Linked DNA regions of Homo sapiens: region 1 is linked to region 2. Evidence: chromatin contacts called from ENCODE Hi-C or POLR2A ChIA-PET data. All regions are on one chromosome and are shown on one strand. Each heading gives the region's core, a stretch centred on a gene start or an enhancer-like site at or near the end of the contact. The rest is flanking DNA. Distances are from core to core; before and after follow the strand shown. Region 1 has its middle 13 kb from the start of CENPU. Region 2 has its middle 11 kb from the start of LINC02427.

Region 1 (3,933 bases), core at 1,365-3,864, 200 kb before region 2:
AAATGGTTTTGCAGCCCAGAATCTGACTGGAGGGAACTCTCCTTAGGCTCCCAGCATAGAGACAATCCTTCCAACTCTTGTCAGCAGAGCGGTGTTGGTGCCCAGTGCTGAGAAACCTCCACTCCAGCTTAGTCTGGAGCCTGCCAAAGGGACCCCCGACCCAGTGCCCTGCCCTGGCTGACTCTTCACCACTGTACCCTGCAGTAGATGCCTCGCTATGTGTTGGTTCAGATTAAACTCACTTCTTTACTCAGCAAGAGTAATTAGGGAAATTTTCCCATCTTATTATTCATGTATTTGGCATAAACAGCGATCTAGAGTTTTCCTTTGGACTCAGTGAACTCCTTTGCTTGGTTGACTTGCTTCAAAGGTAGAAGTCTTGCTAAAGGAATTTTGCTTCTAAGCAGTGTTCTTCAGGTGCAGAGGGATTCTGTTCTTGGCCTACAACAGGATTTCTTTTTCATAAACATATTTTGCATATAAGTTCTTAGTCACTTTTTTATTGAGACTTTTATCGGCTAAGGGGAGTGGGTTTGACTGTCAGATTTCTCTGGCCGAAATTGTCCTTGCTGGATACTAACTAACGCTGCAGTGTTTCTCCCCAAGAACTCCAGGCAGGCCTCCTGCTTTGCATGTGGCTTGTTCCAATTGGAGAGTGAGCAACAGAAGTACCAACCCCAGAGCCCAGCTGCAGGGACAGCGAAGCACCGTGCAGTGAATGGGACACACACTGAGCATACGTGAAAACCAGTTTGCTCACATTCTGCACCAGGCGACGTGTGCAGACACAGAAGGACTCTGGTTTTGGAGTCCCACACCCACTGATATTGCATTCCCCACCCTGCTGTGCTGCTGCCAGCGCCTGGGCCTCACCCGGGCCCAGCTGTCAGTGGGCCACACATTTGGGAGAAGTTCCAGGGCTGCTCCAGGCAGCCTCAGCCACCAGTTCCTGTTGCTGCTGTCTCCTATTGGCTACCGAATCTGGCCACCTCTCACCATGCTCCATTCCCACTCCTTAGGGCGGAGGCCACGTCTTGCCAGGACCATTGCACCAGCCTCTTAGTTGGCCCCCTTGCTGCCTATATTGGTCCCTGCTACTTTACCCATTCTGCAGCAAGCAAGATTTTTCTAAATCACAAGTCTTACCATGTGATTCTCCTGCTTCATTGTCCAGAGGCTTCCTATTGTTCCCTAGTCTGAACTGCTTAATGGAGTGAGAGGGGGGGGCTTCTCGAAATTGATTGTGCATCTAGTCACCTCAGAATTTTTTTGTTTTTTTTTTTCAGACAGGGTCTTGCTCTGTTGCCTAGGCTGGAGTATGTGGTATGATCACAGTTCACTGCAGCCTTGACCTCCCAGGCTTAAGGATTCTCCTGCCTCAGCCTCCCAAGTAGCTGGGTCCACAGGCGTGCACCACCAAACCTGGCTAATTTGTTGGTTTTTTTGTTTCTCACCACGTTGCCCAGGCTGGTCTCAAACTCCTGAGCTCAAGTGAGTCTCCAGCCTCAGCCCCCTAAAGTGCTAGGGTTACAGGCATGAGCCACCTTGCCCAGCCACCTGGGGATCTTAACATGAAGATTCTGATTCACTAAATCTGCAATTCTGCATTTCTAACAAGCTTCCTGGGAACACCAGTGCTGCCGGTCTTTGTGCTACACTTTGAGGAGTAGGGAACTGAAGGGCCCCTGCTTGCCTCCCTGGCCTCATTTCTTGACACTTCCCCAACTCTGTTCCAGCCATGCCTCAGTTATTCCAGCTCCCAAAGTGCATCCTGCTTTTGCTCACTGCAAAGCCTTTGGACAGGCTGGCCTCCCTCCCCAGAGCACTCTCACCCTGGCCTGGCTGCTCCTACAGGATTGGAGATGGCACTTTGCTTAGAAGCCTTCCCTGATTCTCTAAGCCCTGGAAACAAAGAGCATGTTTGTGGCCTGGGTGAGAATGATCTTTATGCTCAGTGATAAGGGGTGAGAGAGCTGGCCTATAAGGTGCAGGGCAGCAGCCAGAGGTTTCGTTCTACAGCAGGTTCTATGAAGAAAGTTGCTGCGTCACCTGGGAGGTGCCTCTGCCAGGTGCCATCTGCTGAGTCCATTCCTGCCTGAGCAGTAAGGGCTCCTGAGGTCAGGACACTGGCCAAACAAGGTCAGCCTCACAGCTGTGTGTATTCTCAGGTCAACCAAAAGTGCTGTCAGAGTGAGCAAGTTCATTACAGAGCTGTGAAAACCTTTTTAAGAAAGTTCTTTTCCAACCACAGCTTGAGGGAGAGTTACAGACACAAGACTCTGCTGTAGACATTTTACTTCTTATTTTTCTGTCCTTATTTCCTTAAAAAAAAAAACACCTTTTCTCTGGGATGTCCTTCCATTTTCTCTTTCTCAGGTTATGCACTCGGTTTTTTACATCTGTTTCAGTTATAAAATTACTGCTTATGCAGGTTGGAAGTCTGCCATTCCTTGGCTAAAGAAATCCTGAATTTTGCTAGCATGCTCCTGCCAGGATCCCAGCACCAGACTCTCCTGACCCTTTGGGGAGCTGAGAATGGAATCTGAAGCATGAGACATTGCATGGTCATGATGTACTGACCAGACCTGTTTAGCCATGTGATTGCAGCTTGGGTAGGAGCAGTGCCAGTTAGGTCTGGAAAAACTAAAACAACATTAGTTACACAGCAAATAAGTTTAGCAGCCGGGTAACAGCACCCAGGAAATGTTGAAAAGCATGTGACATAAGAAGAGATCTAATGTCGTTGTTTGCTACAAAAAATCTTTCTGCCCTCTAACTGTAAAAGGCGAGGAGTACTTCCTTTCTGGATTTTATTTCCTCTTTTTCTTAAAGGGAACATCCAAAAGAAATGATCCTCCTCTGCTCCCCCATGCCTGCCCTCCTGGGATGTGTTAAGTCTGTTTTGTAGTGTTATAGTTACAGAGGTTGAACAACGGGTCTGCTTAAAACAGATAACTTCATTAAACTGCCAAGTTGAGTGAGATATTCCTGTGTACTCAGTAATTAGTAACTGCTGTAGGAAGTTATATAAGAAAGTGGGAAAATTTGAGACATCAGTTCTTTTCCTCTCCGTCATAGAGAATCATACTCTGCCTTATGGGAAATTGACAGGAATGGACTGGATAAATTGTGGAAGAATATCATTTATGTGAAAGAGGAAAAGGGTTAAGCAAGGGCAACTAAAATGTCTAGCCTTATTCATCTTCTTGAACTGACTTTGAAGCAGTATTTACAACGTCTGAAAGTGAGGCGCTCTGTGCTCCAATGACATCGTCGAATCTCCAGGCCCTTTCTTCATCTGCCCCCTGGTGGACCCAGTGCTGAAAAGAAAATTCAACAGAAAAGCTCCCTGGAGAAAAGCTTGAGTCCAATAAGAAATGGCACCCCTTCTGTGTATCGAGGGGCCTCTACATTCTTCTCTTATCTTCATGAGAATCCTGTAAGATACCAAATAATATTCTCACTTAAAATCAAGCTAATGAGGCCAGGCGCGGTGGCGGACACCTGTCATCCCAGCACTTTGGGAGGCCAGGGTGGGTGGTTCTCGAGCCCAGGAGTTTGAGACCAGCCTGGACAACACGGCAAAACCCTCTCTGTGAAAAATACAAAAATTAGCCAGGCCTGGTGGCATGTGCCTGTAATCCCAGCTACTCGGGAGACTGAGGCAGGAGGATCGCTTGAGCCCAGGAATTTGAGACTGTAGTGAGCTATGAAGTCATCACAGCACTCCAGCCTGAACAACAGAGACCTTGTCTCAGTCCAATCAATCAATCAAAATCAAACTAACAATTCCAAAACATGGAATTCATATATACATCAACCTCCATCACAGGGAAGATATAGTTCCACATGGAAGTGTCCAGGCCCAAGCACTCAGTTTATCCCAAGCCTCCCTAAAGTTTTGTCATTATTTTCTATAGTTGGTATAATCAA
Region 2 (4,048 bases), core at 408-2,907:
CTTGGTATTGGTAACTCTTGACCTGGGTAAGCAAAAAACACAGTGAAATTGATGTTTTGTCTTTGGAGATTACCCTGGGATAGGAGCATCTTTGGGTGGTCCATCCATCTTCATTCATTCCTGTTAAAAATGTTAACAAGTGTTTTCTGGCTTAGGACTTTAAAGAAGGAGAATTTTATTAATTTATCAGCTGAATCGGCATTTCAGCGGCTTATGAAGCATTTGCCATTGTTTGGGGTTACAGTGATGATAACATGAAACACTTAATGAAAAACTTTCACAAAACCTGGTCTCTTTCCAACAGCTTAGCTATGTGAGAAGAGCTTTTGTAACATGACAACTCTAAAAATAAAACCGTTTTCAAGTTAAAGCTGTCCTTCCAGTTGCTGTTTCAAACTTTATCCCAAGAACTGAGGTACCATTCAGTAAAAGGCAACTCAACAATAAGGCTAAGTACTTGTTTTATGTTTTCTCGTGATGAATTTATTTCTTGTCTTTGAGTTTACAATGACAGCTATAAAAGTGATTGTCAATAATATTAGTATAATTTAATTTCTAATAGAATGAGTTTTCTATGTATGTGTTAGAGCTACGATATTCTTTTTTTTTTTTTTTTTTTGGAGATGGAGTCTCACCCTGTCACCTCGGCTCAATGCAACCTCCACCTCCTGGGCTCAAATGGTTCCCCTTGCTCAGCCTCCCAAGTAGCTGGGATTACAGGCGCCCGCCACCACACCCATTTAATTTGTGTATTTTTAGTAGAGACAGAGTTTCACCATGTTGGCCAGGCTGGTCTCGAACTCCTGACCTCGTGATTTGCCTGCCTCAGCCTCCCAAAGTGTTGTGATTACAGGTGTGAGCCACCATGCCTGGCTGTAATCCTCTTGCCTCAGCCTCCCGAGTAGCTGGAATTACAGGTGTGTGCCACCACACCCAGCTAATTTTTGTATTTTTAGTGGAGACGGGGTTTCACCATGTTGGCCAGGATGGTCTCTCTCTCAACATGGTGATCTGCTTGCCTCAGCCTCCCAAAGTACTGGGATTACAGGCGTGAGCCACTGCACCTGGCTGATATTCTTAATAATATCAGAATTTGTTTTGTGCTCTATGATGATGATACTAGTGAACTGTATTCTCAGCAATATTTTGCAATGCCTCACACTATTAATACACTTATTTGTGTTTTTGGCTGGGTGCGGTGGCTCACATCTGTAATCTCAGCACTTTTGGAGTCTGAGACAGGTGGATCACTCAAGCTCAGGAGTTCGAGACCAGCCTGAGCAACATGGCGAAAGCCCATCTCTACTAAAAATACAAAAATTAGCCAAGTGCGGTGGTGCATGCCTCTAGTCCCAGCTACTTGGGAGGCTGAGGTGGGAGGATCACTTGAGCCTAGAGGTGAAGGCTGCAGTGAACCGAGATTGCGCCACTGCACTCCAGCCTGGGCGACAGAGCTGGACCCTGTCTCAGGAAAAAAAAAAACAAAAAATCAACTATGTGCCATGCACTGGGAAGACAAAAAGATAAAATCACTCCTGCATTTAAGAGGCTCACCTCTCTCAGAGGGAAAAAATAGAAACAATGAGAGGTAATGACTATGTACAATGGGAGTGAGACAGCAATCTCCAACCGGCCTGTGCACCGGGGTGGACCCTCGGCAAGTTCACGCCCTTCGCACTGGGGAGGAGCCCGGCCCCACCTCTTTCTGGGTGGAATCTAGGATTCAAATTGGCAGACAGGAAGGGCACCAGCAGGGACTCTGGCTTCGCAGAGGGTCCCTTTTCCTCCCTTTTTTCCTTTTCACCCAATAAAACCCTGCTTTACTCACCCTTCAAACCGTCTGCAAGCCTACATTTTCGTGGCCGTGGGACGGACAAGGACCCCGTGGTTGGCTGAACTAAGGGAAAGTCCTGTAACAGGAACAGGGAAGGAGGTCTGCTGAGGGTCCGGAGATCTTGCAGCTGAACTAAGGGAAAGTCCTGCAACAGGAGCATGGAGGGAGGTCTCTGCTGAGGGTCCGGAGATCTTGCACAAGAGGCAGGGCTTCAGGTCAGACTTGCAGGATGAGTAGGTGATGGGCAGGGGCGTGGGAGTGGGGAGGGGAGGAAGTGGAAACAGCCCGGATCCAGGAAAGAGGCAGAAGGCAAATGCCAGGAAAACGCACATCATTCCCTGGAGCTGGAGGGAGAAGACCAGCACACAAGAGCCGGAGAGTACAAATAGGAGACGAAACGTGTGCTGGATCCTGGTCACAAAGGAGCTGCTGTTCCCTTCGAAGGAGGGGACACTACCTTGAAAAGCTACAGAGGGATTTCAAGCAGAGAAGAGCTGCAACCTGATGTGTCAATCTGAAGAGCACTCTTTGTCATTTATGAGTAAGGAAACGTTGGAACTTTAAGAGACACAGAGCGACGTCTGCATACTTCCTTTTGTATGGCAACTTCCTGTATTAAGGGTGAGAAACCCTTAATACAGATTCTCATGATTATGTGTATTGTGAGGTGGTATTGGGGTTCTCAAAGGAGAGGGTTATTCCTGGTTGTTAGTTGTTTTTTAAATTTTTGTTTCTTTTAAAATTATTTGTTTTGGGGCCGGGCGCGGTGGCTCACGCCTGTAATCCCAGCACTTTGGGAGGCCGAGGCGGGCGGATCATGAGGTCAGGAGATCGAGACCATCCTGGCTAACACGGTGAAACCCCGTCTCTACTAAAAATACAAAAAATTAGCCGGGCGTGGTGGCGGGCGCCTGTAGTCCCAGCTACTCGGGAGGCTGAGGCAGGAGAATGGCGTGAACCCGGGAGGCGGAGCTTGCAGTGAGCCGAGATGGCGCCACTGCACTCCAGCCTGGGAGACAGAGCCAGACTCCGTCTCAAAAAAAAAAAAAATTTGTTTTGGTTTTTCTGTTTTTTGTTTGTTGCTGGTTTTTTAGAGGTGGGTCTCACTATGTTGCCCAGGCTGGTCTGGAATTCCTGGGCTCAAGCCATCCTCCCCACTCAGACTCCCGAGTAGCTGGGACCACAGGTGCACACCATTGCTCCTGGCTTTGGTGCTGCTTTTTATTAAGGGGATTTTCAAGTGTATACAAAATCAGACAAAACTGAATAATGTACGCTTATGTCCCCCTCACCACTCTCAACAACCAGCATCCTCTGGCCTTTACACTGGAAACTGTAAAGATAAAGTCTCCTCAGCATTGTTTAGAATTATGACAGATGAAATCTCTCAGGCAGTTCCCTGGTAATTAGATAAAATAAACTCTGCATTTCCCTGGTAATCAGATGACCACCCCCGGCTACCAACAGCCCCACCCGAGTACTACTTCCTAGAGTACTGTACTTGCCCTGGGCTAGGCAAAGCTGGGCTTCCAGAGCCTGTCAAAACAGTGGGCGCGACAGACTTCCTCAGAAATGCTCTGTGTTCTGCCTTGATCTTTCACATTTGTTGCTTCCTCTCAACACTGAACGTTTGCTTGGGTCAGGGGTGAATAAACCATGGGTGAATTCAGGCCTCAAACTCCTTGGGAGGAAGCAGAGTTCATGCCAGACAGAAAGGAGGCGGGGGTTCCCCCAGTTCAAGGTGCACACAGCTGGGACCTGGGGTACACAGCACCTCCTTCACTCCTCTGCCGTCTCCGCAGTCGGACCTGGCCAAGAGGACTCTGCACTCTGCACTCAGCCTCCTGATTCAAAACTCCACATAGGGAGTGGCCAGCATAGCTTGATTACTGTCTATTGAGTGTTCATCATATGCCAGGTATTGTGTCAACGCTGTCAATCCTCATAATTGCCCTTTGAGTTAAGTCTTCTTAACACCTTTACACAGATGGGGAAACTGAGGCTTTAGAGTTTAAGCAGTTTGTCCCAAGCTACATAGACTGTAAGTGGCAGAGCTAGAATTTGAACCCAGGTCTGACTGACTTCAAAGCCCAATACCTATTTGGTGGATGGAAACGAGAGGTTCATTGGCTGAGCGTGGTGGCTCATGCCTGTAATCCCAGCACTTCGGGAGGCCAAGGCAGGCAGATCATGAGGTCAGGAGATCAAGACCAT

Evidence for each region. Hi-C counts contacts between places; a loop is a spot of excess contacts on that map. ChIA-PET counts read pairs that join two places held with the same protein, here RNA polymerase II (POLR2A). Pooled maps may share reads with other maps.
Region 1: a loop to region 2 is called in a map of HepG2, with 2.8 times the contacts of the local background. The contact joins two enhancer-like sites. A Hi-C loop is called at or near these places in 1 of 168 maps with a recorded cell type or tissue (HepG2) and 2 of 50 pooled maps. POLR2A ChIA-PET finds 5 or more read pairs at or near these places in 3 of 52 experiments (HEK293T, Panc1 and endothelial cell of umbilical vein).

Annotation. Positions count from the first base shown.
Region 1 is chr4:184,745,317-184,749,249 of GRCh38, reverse strand. No RefSeq gene overlaps it. Among named protein-coding and RNA genes, the nearest start is that of CENPU, 13 kb to the right of the region's middle. RefSeq lists an enhancer at 1,406-1,907. Within about 2 kb of position 2,614, at least 30 of the 41 ENCODE cell types and tissues checked have a DNase peak (open chromatin) inside an H3K27ac peak, as active enhancers do.
Region 2 is chr4:184,546,865-184,550,912 of GRCh38, reverse strand. No RefSeq gene overlaps it. Among named protein-coding and RNA genes, the nearest start is that of LINC02427, 11 kb to the right of the region's middle. Within about 2 kb of position 1,657, at least 3 of the 41 ENCODE cell types and tissues checked have a DNase peak (open chromatin) inside an H3K27ac peak, as active enhancers do.